2 separate regions of the Homo sapiens genome follow, and region 2 is linked to region 1. The links are chromatin contacts, found by Hi-C in ENCODE. All regions are on one chromosome and are shown on one strand. Each heading gives the region's core, a stretch centred on a gene start or an enhancer-like site at or near the end of the contact. The rest is flanking DNA. Distances are from core to core; before and after follow the strand shown.

Region 1 (3,839 bases), core at 983-3,482:
AAAGGCTGTTATTGTCTTTGTTTTAAACTATAAACTAAGTTCCTCCCATAGTTCAGCCTACTTTCAGGAATGAACAAGGACAGCTTGGAGGTTAGAAGCAAGTTGGAGTTGGTTAGGTCAGATCTCTTTCACTGTCTCAATTACAATTTTGTAATGGCAGTTTTATGACCAAATTTACAATATACAGACCAAAATGCCTTCATGAGAACTCCAGAAAGCAGTCCTCTAAGCTTTAAGACTGTTGTTTATTGACACCCAAAGGTCATCATAAAATGTATCTTGCTACAGCTGTTGCCACTTCACTAAAGCCTGCTGAGGTCTTGCCCAGGAACTTTCTTCTTAGCCCTGCAAGAGTATCAGGTCTGCTTCTATAAACTCATGCCATCAGCTGGCCTCTCCTGTGTCACCCAAGCTACACACTCCTTCCTGCTTTTACTTACTTGAAAAGCTGGCCTCCCATCAAAACTCACGGTCTTCTTATGTGTTACTACTCTATAAATCCAGAACCGACTTACCCTTTTCCAAGGGAGTCAAGCTTAAAAGTGTCCCAAGCCCACCAAGCAATCTCAGACTATTACATTACATTCACCAAAGACATAAGCTCTCATTAAGCATGTCATGGAATGCTGAACACACCAAGGGCAGGTTCAACCATGTATCCTGTCTGCTGTTTTGAAATGTTTTGTGTGTTCCTTAGATATTATTGAATGCTGTAGGAAGAAAAAGAAAAGGGTTTCCACAATCAAATAGGGTTGTGAAACTACTTGCTCTCTCGGAGAGTCACAGTGCTCATTAGCATATTAAAGGTTCTGGGTCTTCTTTCAAAATGGAAATCGATTTAACCATGTTTAAACCAGCATTTCCCAAATTTACTTGGTCATTTAACCTTCTTTGGTTAAAATAGCTCAAAAAACTAGTTCAGGGACAACTGGCTTAAAAGAAATTAAAGTATAGTATTATTTTAAAATACTCATCTGACAAAGGGCTAATATCCAGAATCTACAATGAACTCAAAGGAATTTACAAGAAAAAAACAAACCCCCATCAAAAAGTGGGCGAAGGACATGAACAGACACTTCTCAAAAGAAGACATTTATGCAGCCAAAAAACACATGAAAAAATGCTCACCATCACTGGCCATCAGAGAAATGCAAATCAAAACCACAATGAGATACCATCTCACACCAGTGAGAATGGCGATCATTAAAAAGTCAGGAAACAACAGGTGCTGGAGAGGATGTGCATAAATAGGAACATTTTTACACTGTTGGCGGGACTGTAAACTAGTTCAACCATTGTGGAAGTCAGTGTGGCGATTCCTCAGGGATCTAGAACTAGAAATACCATTTGACCCAGCCATCCCATTACTGGGTATATACCCAAAGGATTATAAATCATGCTGCTATAAAGACACATGCACACGTATGTTTATTGCGGCACTATTCACAATAGCAAAGACTTGGAACCATCCCAAATGTCCAACAATGACAGACTGGATTAAGAAAATGTGGCACATATACACCATGGAATACTATGCAGCCATAAAAAATGATGAGTTCATGTCCTTTGTAGGGACATGGATGAAATTGGAAATCATCATTCTCAGTAAACTATCGCAAGAACAAAAAACCAAACACTGCATATTCTCACTCATAGGTGGGAACTGAACAATGAGAACACATGGACACAGGAAGGGGAACATCACACTCTGGGGACTGTTGTGGGGTGGGGGAAGGGGGGAGGGATAGCATTAGGAGATATACCTAATGCTAAATGACGAGTTAATGGGTGCAGCACCCCAGCATGGCACATGTATACATATGTAACTAACCTGCACATTGTGCACATGTACCCTAAAACTTAAAGTATAATAATAATAAAATAAAATAAAATAAAGTCTCAAATTAAATAAAATCTTGGCATAAAAGTAGTTGTTTCAGAGACAAATGGCAGAATAGAAAGTCCCAGCCCTTATTCCCCAGGGAAAATACAATTTAACAATATGCAGACAAAAATGCTTTTATGAGAACTCCGGAAACCAATGAAGACATGCAGCAGCCCCAAGGGAGTGAAAGGCTTTGGATAATAAGAGCCTGTTTCACTTTATTCCTAATTTCCCCTCCCCGAAACCAACAAAGCTCAGCTTGTCTCACAGCTTCTGGGGAGTGGGTAAGAAGAGTAGAACGTGTATCCAATGTTCTAATATTTTCAGAGAGCTTCCTGAAGGACAGGTTTCAGTCTTGACTAACTTGGGGCACTAACAGAACTGACATAGTTTGCATGCCTGGGAGCCACTGAAGCAAGGAAAAGATGAGGCAGCTTGCTGCAGCACCAAAGAGCCTACATGACCACATAGAGAAGCTGAGTCATCTCAAAACAATCAGAAGAAGGCACCAAACTCATGGCTTCTCCCTAGGGATGTAGTGAGAAGAATGAGCATATGTTTGGCATTCCAACTTTGCAGAGAGCTACCTAAAAGATTAGTGTCTATCTCACCTGATTCTATGTGCATACAGGGAGCTGTCATACTTTGGATGCTTGGGGACCTGAGAACAAAGGAGAAGAGAGTGGCTCATTGCTGCACCACAGAACCTGCAGTACTGGAGACAGACACTAGAAAAAGTAAGAGATTACAAGCTCCTGAAAAACAAACTAGCAAACCTCTCTAATTGGGAAACTATGTGTACAAGCCCAGAAAAGTTGCATCCCCCCAAAAAAGTTTTCAGAGGTCCCCAGAATCTATAGCCAGGATGATTAGTGAGTTCTTCCCTCAATGAAGCCAGTCCATAAAGACTGGGAAGTGTCACTGTTTTTTCAAATGCATAAAAGTCAGCTCCCATGTCCCCCCCCCACCCCAAAAATCACAAGGCATACAAAGAAACAGGGAAACATAGCCAAATCAAGAAAAAAGATAAATTTTCAGGAACCAACCCAAAGGAAATAGAGATCTATTGATTACTTGACAAATAATACAAAATAACTGTCTTAAAGAGGCTCAATTATTTATAAGACAGCACAGATAAATACCTAAACAAAATCAGAAAAACAATTCATAAACAAAATGAAAATATCAACAAAGAAGTAGAAACTATACAAAACAACCAAGCAAAAATTATAGAGCTGAAAAGTACAATAACTGAATTGAAAAATATACTAGAGACATACAACAACAGACTTGATCAAGTAGGAAGAATTAGCAAATGTGAGAATAGATCATAAAAAATTATTGAGTCACAGAAGAAGAAAGAATAAAGAAAAATGAATAACTCCTAAGAAACTTATGGGACATCATCAAGCAGAACACCATCTGCATTATGGGAATTCAAGGAGAAGAGAAAGAGAGAAAAGAACAGAGTTTATTCAAAGAAATAACTGCTGAAAATCTCCAAAATCTAAGGTAGGAAATGGACATCCAAATGCAAGAAACATAAAGAAATAGGATCGTGACTAACATAAACCCAAAGAGGTCCCCACCAGGATGCATTATAATCACATTGTCAAAAGTCAAAGATAAAGAGAGATTCTTGAAAGCAGCAAGCGAAAAGTGACTCATGATGTTCAATGAAAATTCTATTAAGATTAGCAATGGATTTCTCAGCAGACACCTCACAGGAAAGCAGGGAGTGAGATAATATATTCAAAGAGCTGAAAGAAAAAAAATGCAGGCAATATACTATATCCAGCAAAACTGTCAAGTGGAAATGAAGAATAAAGATTTTTTCCAGATAAATAAAATGTGAGGAGGTTTATTATCCTAGATCTGCCTTAGAAGAAATGCTACAGGAAGTCCTACTAGTTTAAATATAAGATTTCTACAGTAGTCCCCCCTTTTCTGTGGG
Region 2 (3,839 bases), core at 606-3,105, 240 kb after region 1:
CCTGTAATCCCAGCACTTTAGGAGGCTGATCAGCTGAGGCGGGCGGATCACCTGAGGCCAGGAGTTCGAGACCAGCCCGGCCAACATGGTGAAACCCCGTCTTTACTAAAACTGCAGAAATTAGCCAGGCATAGTGGTGAGCACCTGTAATCGCAGCTTCTTGGGAGACTGAGGCAGGAGAATTGCTTGAACCCGGAAGGCAGAGGTTGCAGTGAGCCAAGATCACGCCACTGCACTCCAGCCTGGGTGACAAGCGCTAACTCCATCTGGAAAAAAAAAAATCGTGTTGTAAAAGAACATTTAATGACAGAGCAAGTTAGTAAATGAAAAATACAGGCCTATACGGTTGAAAAGGCATATTGTAAAAGAACATTTAATGACAGAGCAAGTTAGTAAATGAAAAATATAGGCCTATAAGGTTGAAAAGGCATATAATCCCAAATTGTTTTAAATACATAAAATGTATTGAAAATATGCCAAAATGTTAAAAGCCACGCCTTTGGGATTTGACAGAATTTTAATTTTCTTCCTTGATTTTCTGAATTTCCAATCACTCTACGATGTACCCTCTTACTAATCAGACCATAAATGTTATCAAACAGACTCTTTAAGGGTTTAACTGAAGAATTCAAACACAAGGTATTTCCATTGTATTTACAAATACAAAAAAAAAACTCTTCATTTCAATATTATTTTTCATAGTTCTCTAGAAACCAAGTCAGCTCTTAATGTTATGTGAGCAACAACAAATGTATTCACCCACCTATGTTTCTGCTTTTTATTGATACAATCACATCAAAGGTGAAAGAAGGAATGCCAACCATACAGAAGGCTTTTTTCTTCCTAATAGGATTCATTGAGAGTTACATTCTCATTACACGGAAGAATGCTTTATATCTCTACAATAGAATACAGATGGCTCCGTTGTTGGGTCTTTAAAAAAAAGAAAAAACTGACCAACTGATGATTTATTTATAAGATGAAATTATTAAATAAAAGTGGTAATAATTTACCATAATGACAATATTCTTCATAGCTAATATCTGCTAAGTACCTACTATGTGCTTTACATCATTGTGTCTTTTCATTCTTATAAGAAGCCTCGGCCAGGCACAGTGGCTCACGCCTGTAAACCCAACATTTTGGGAGGCCGAAGCAGGCAGATTAGCTGAGGTCAGGAGTTCGAGACCAGCCTGGCCAACATGGTGAAACCCCCATCTCTACTAAAAATATACAAAAATTAGCCAGGCATGGTAGTGCATGCCTATAGCCCCAGCTACTCAGGAAGCTGAGGCACGAGAATCACTTAAGCCCAGGAGATGCAGGTTGTAGTGAGCTGAGATCAAGCCACTGCATTCCAGCCTGGGCAACAGAGTGAGACTCTGTCAAAAAAAAAAAAAAGTGCTATAAGGTCAGCGTGACTCTATCTCTATTTTGCACATAAGGAAAGTGAAGCAAAGACAGGTTAAGCCACTTACCACTTGCCACAGTCACACTGAAATTGGTAATGTGAGAATTCCAACCTAGGTGGCCTCACTTTAAGAGCCAAACTACACTCTGAAGGGCCAAGACAGAGGCTAAAAGATCAGCACCCAGTAAAATCACTAGGGTATCTTATATTTTGGCTGGCACTGAGCACTCTACCCTGCACTTTCAGTTTCGTTAATGGTGTAAAAGCTACAAAATACTTAAGGACAATTGCACAGCTGCCTGGCTGGCTTTCAGAAATTTTCACTATGTCTCTATGAGAATTCAAACTCTAGTTGTTGGAAGCTGTCACAGGCTGCTGAGCTACATATGAGGAAGAAGATGCAAGAAAAATGCAAATGCACTGAGTAGATTTTGAAACAAGCAAGTCTGAAACAGAGCAGATCCAGGTGGTTGTGGGTTTTATGACTCATTGTGTATACGTATACACATGAAGTTCTGTAACTGACATACAGGATTACAGCAAAGACTGGCAACACAGATGGCCTATGGAGGGGTTATTACTGAAATGGGCAGAGAGGATGGCTTTCCCTTCATACATTATCTGGGTACTGCTTGAATTCTTGACAACAAATTTGTTTACTTTTTTATTTTATTTTTTTGGGGTTTTTTGTTTGCTTGCTTGCTTTTTTTGTTTAGGGTTGCCAAAAGAGCCCAAAAGCAGTCAATGATCCAAGATTAACTCGGGAATGCTGGCAGTAGCAGTAGATCCAAGTTGAAGCTAGAAAGAGTATGTCTCTTTTGTGTGTGTGTGTGTGTGTGTGTGTGTGTGTGATGGAGTCTCACTCTGTCACCCAGGCTGGAGTGCAGTGGCGCAATCTTGGCTCACTGCAACCTCCATCTCTCGAATTCAAGCCATTCTCCTGCTTCAGCTTCCTGAGTAGCTGGGATTACAGGCGTGCGCCCTGTAATCCCACCATGCCCAGCTAACTTTCTATATTTAGTAGAAATAGGGTTTCCCCATGTTGGCCAGACTGGTCTCGAACTCCTGACCTCAAGTGATCCGGCCGCCTCGTGTCCCAAAGTGCTGGGATTACAGGCTTGAGCCACCATGACCGTCCTTTTCCTTCTATCTTTCTATCTATCTTTCTTTCTTGCCTGTTTGCTTGCTTGCTTGCTTGCTTGCTCACTTACTTTCTTGCTTGCTTTCTTTTTCTTGCTTTGTTTCTCTCCTCTCCTCTCCTCTCCTCTCCTCTCTTTCTTTCTCTCCTCTCCTCTCCTCTCTTTCTTTCTCTCTCTCTTAAAAGTGACTCTTTCCTCTTCCCCGCAGGAAGGGTGCCACAGACAGTCAAGGATAAAAATCCAAAGTCAGAATATATCCTGGGGACTTCAATGTGTTTTGTTTTGTTTTTTTCTTTTTTTCTTGGGGAAAGGGGTACAAATGTGGGACAAGAAGAACAGGAATTTTCTTAAGAAACTCACTCAAAATATTTCATAAGGCCCCTGGAAAAGTATGTGGTGCTGCACCCAAGTCTTCCCTACCCAGGGCATTTAAATAGGACAAGACCGGAACACCTTGCCACCACCCCCCTCAGCTGTCTCACCATCCTGCCCCCGACCAAAGCCCAGTAAAGTGGCCTGCACTAAACCTAAGGCATTACCAGTGCAACTTATCCCCTTCGCCCATCAACTTTAAGTTATTCCTCATTTATTTACAGCCTCAATTACACCCAACTACATGCACACCAAAGATGGTATTTCTAAAGCCAGTTGACGAGACCAGCTCCGAACTGTTTTTGTAAAATTTATAACCTAAAAGTCATTCTCACAGCAAAAAGTAAACACCATAAATAATTATCTACCTCCCCAATATCTAGGGTCTCTTGACTGTTTTTGGGTTTGTTTTGTTTTTGTTTTTTTTTTGAGACTGAGTCTCACTCTGTCGCCCAGGCTGGAGTGCGGTGGTGCAATTTTGGCTCACTGCAAACTCCATCTCCCGGGTTCAAGCTATTCTCCTGCCTCAGCCTCCTAAGTAGCTGGGATTACAGGCGCACGCCACCATGCCAGGCTAATTTTTGTATTTTTAGTAGAGACAGGGTTTTCACCATGTTGGCCAGGCTGGTCTTGAACTCCTGAGCTCAAGTGAGCGCTCAGGTGATCCCTCGGTCTTCCAAAGTGCTGGGATTACAGACATGAGCCACTGCACCCAGCTGGTGTCTTCCTTTTTTTTTTTTTTTTAAGTAAATTTTATTGAGGTACAATTTACATATGATAAAATTCACCCATTTTAAGTGTTCAATTCATTTAACAAAATTTATGATCATGCAACCACAACCACAGTCATGATACAGAACACCCCCAATCCCCCATCCCCAGCTCCTGGGAACATTTTTCTAGATTATTTATTTATT

Evidence for each region. A loop is a pair of places that touch in the nucleus more often than their neighbours do. Pooled maps may share reads with other maps.
Region 2: a loop to region 1 is called in a pooled map, with 20 times the contacts of the local background. The contact joins two enhancer-like sites. A Hi-C loop is called at or near these places in 4 of 37 single-sample maps with no recorded cell type and 9 of 50 pooled maps.

What each region holds. Positions count from the first base shown.
Region 1 is chr3:36,675,244-36,679,082 of GRCh38, forward strand. No RefSeq gene overlaps it. Among named protein-coding and RNA genes, the nearest start is that of DCLK3, 87 kb to the right of the region's middle. Within about 2 kb of position 2,233, at least 4 of the 41 ENCODE cell types and tissues checked have a DNase peak (open chromatin) inside an H3K27ac peak, as active enhancers do.
Region 2 is chr3:36,910,801-36,914,639 of GRCh38, forward strand. The region is part of intron 1 of TRANK1 (tetratricopeptide repeat and ankyrin repeat containing 1); the gene reads right to left. Among named protein-coding and RNA genes, the nearest start is that of TRANK1, 32 kb to the right of the region's middle. RefSeq lists an enhancer at 1,727-1,776. Within about 2 kb of position 1,856, at least 11 of the 41 ENCODE cell types and tissues checked have a DNase peak (open chromatin) inside an H3K27ac peak, as active enhancers do.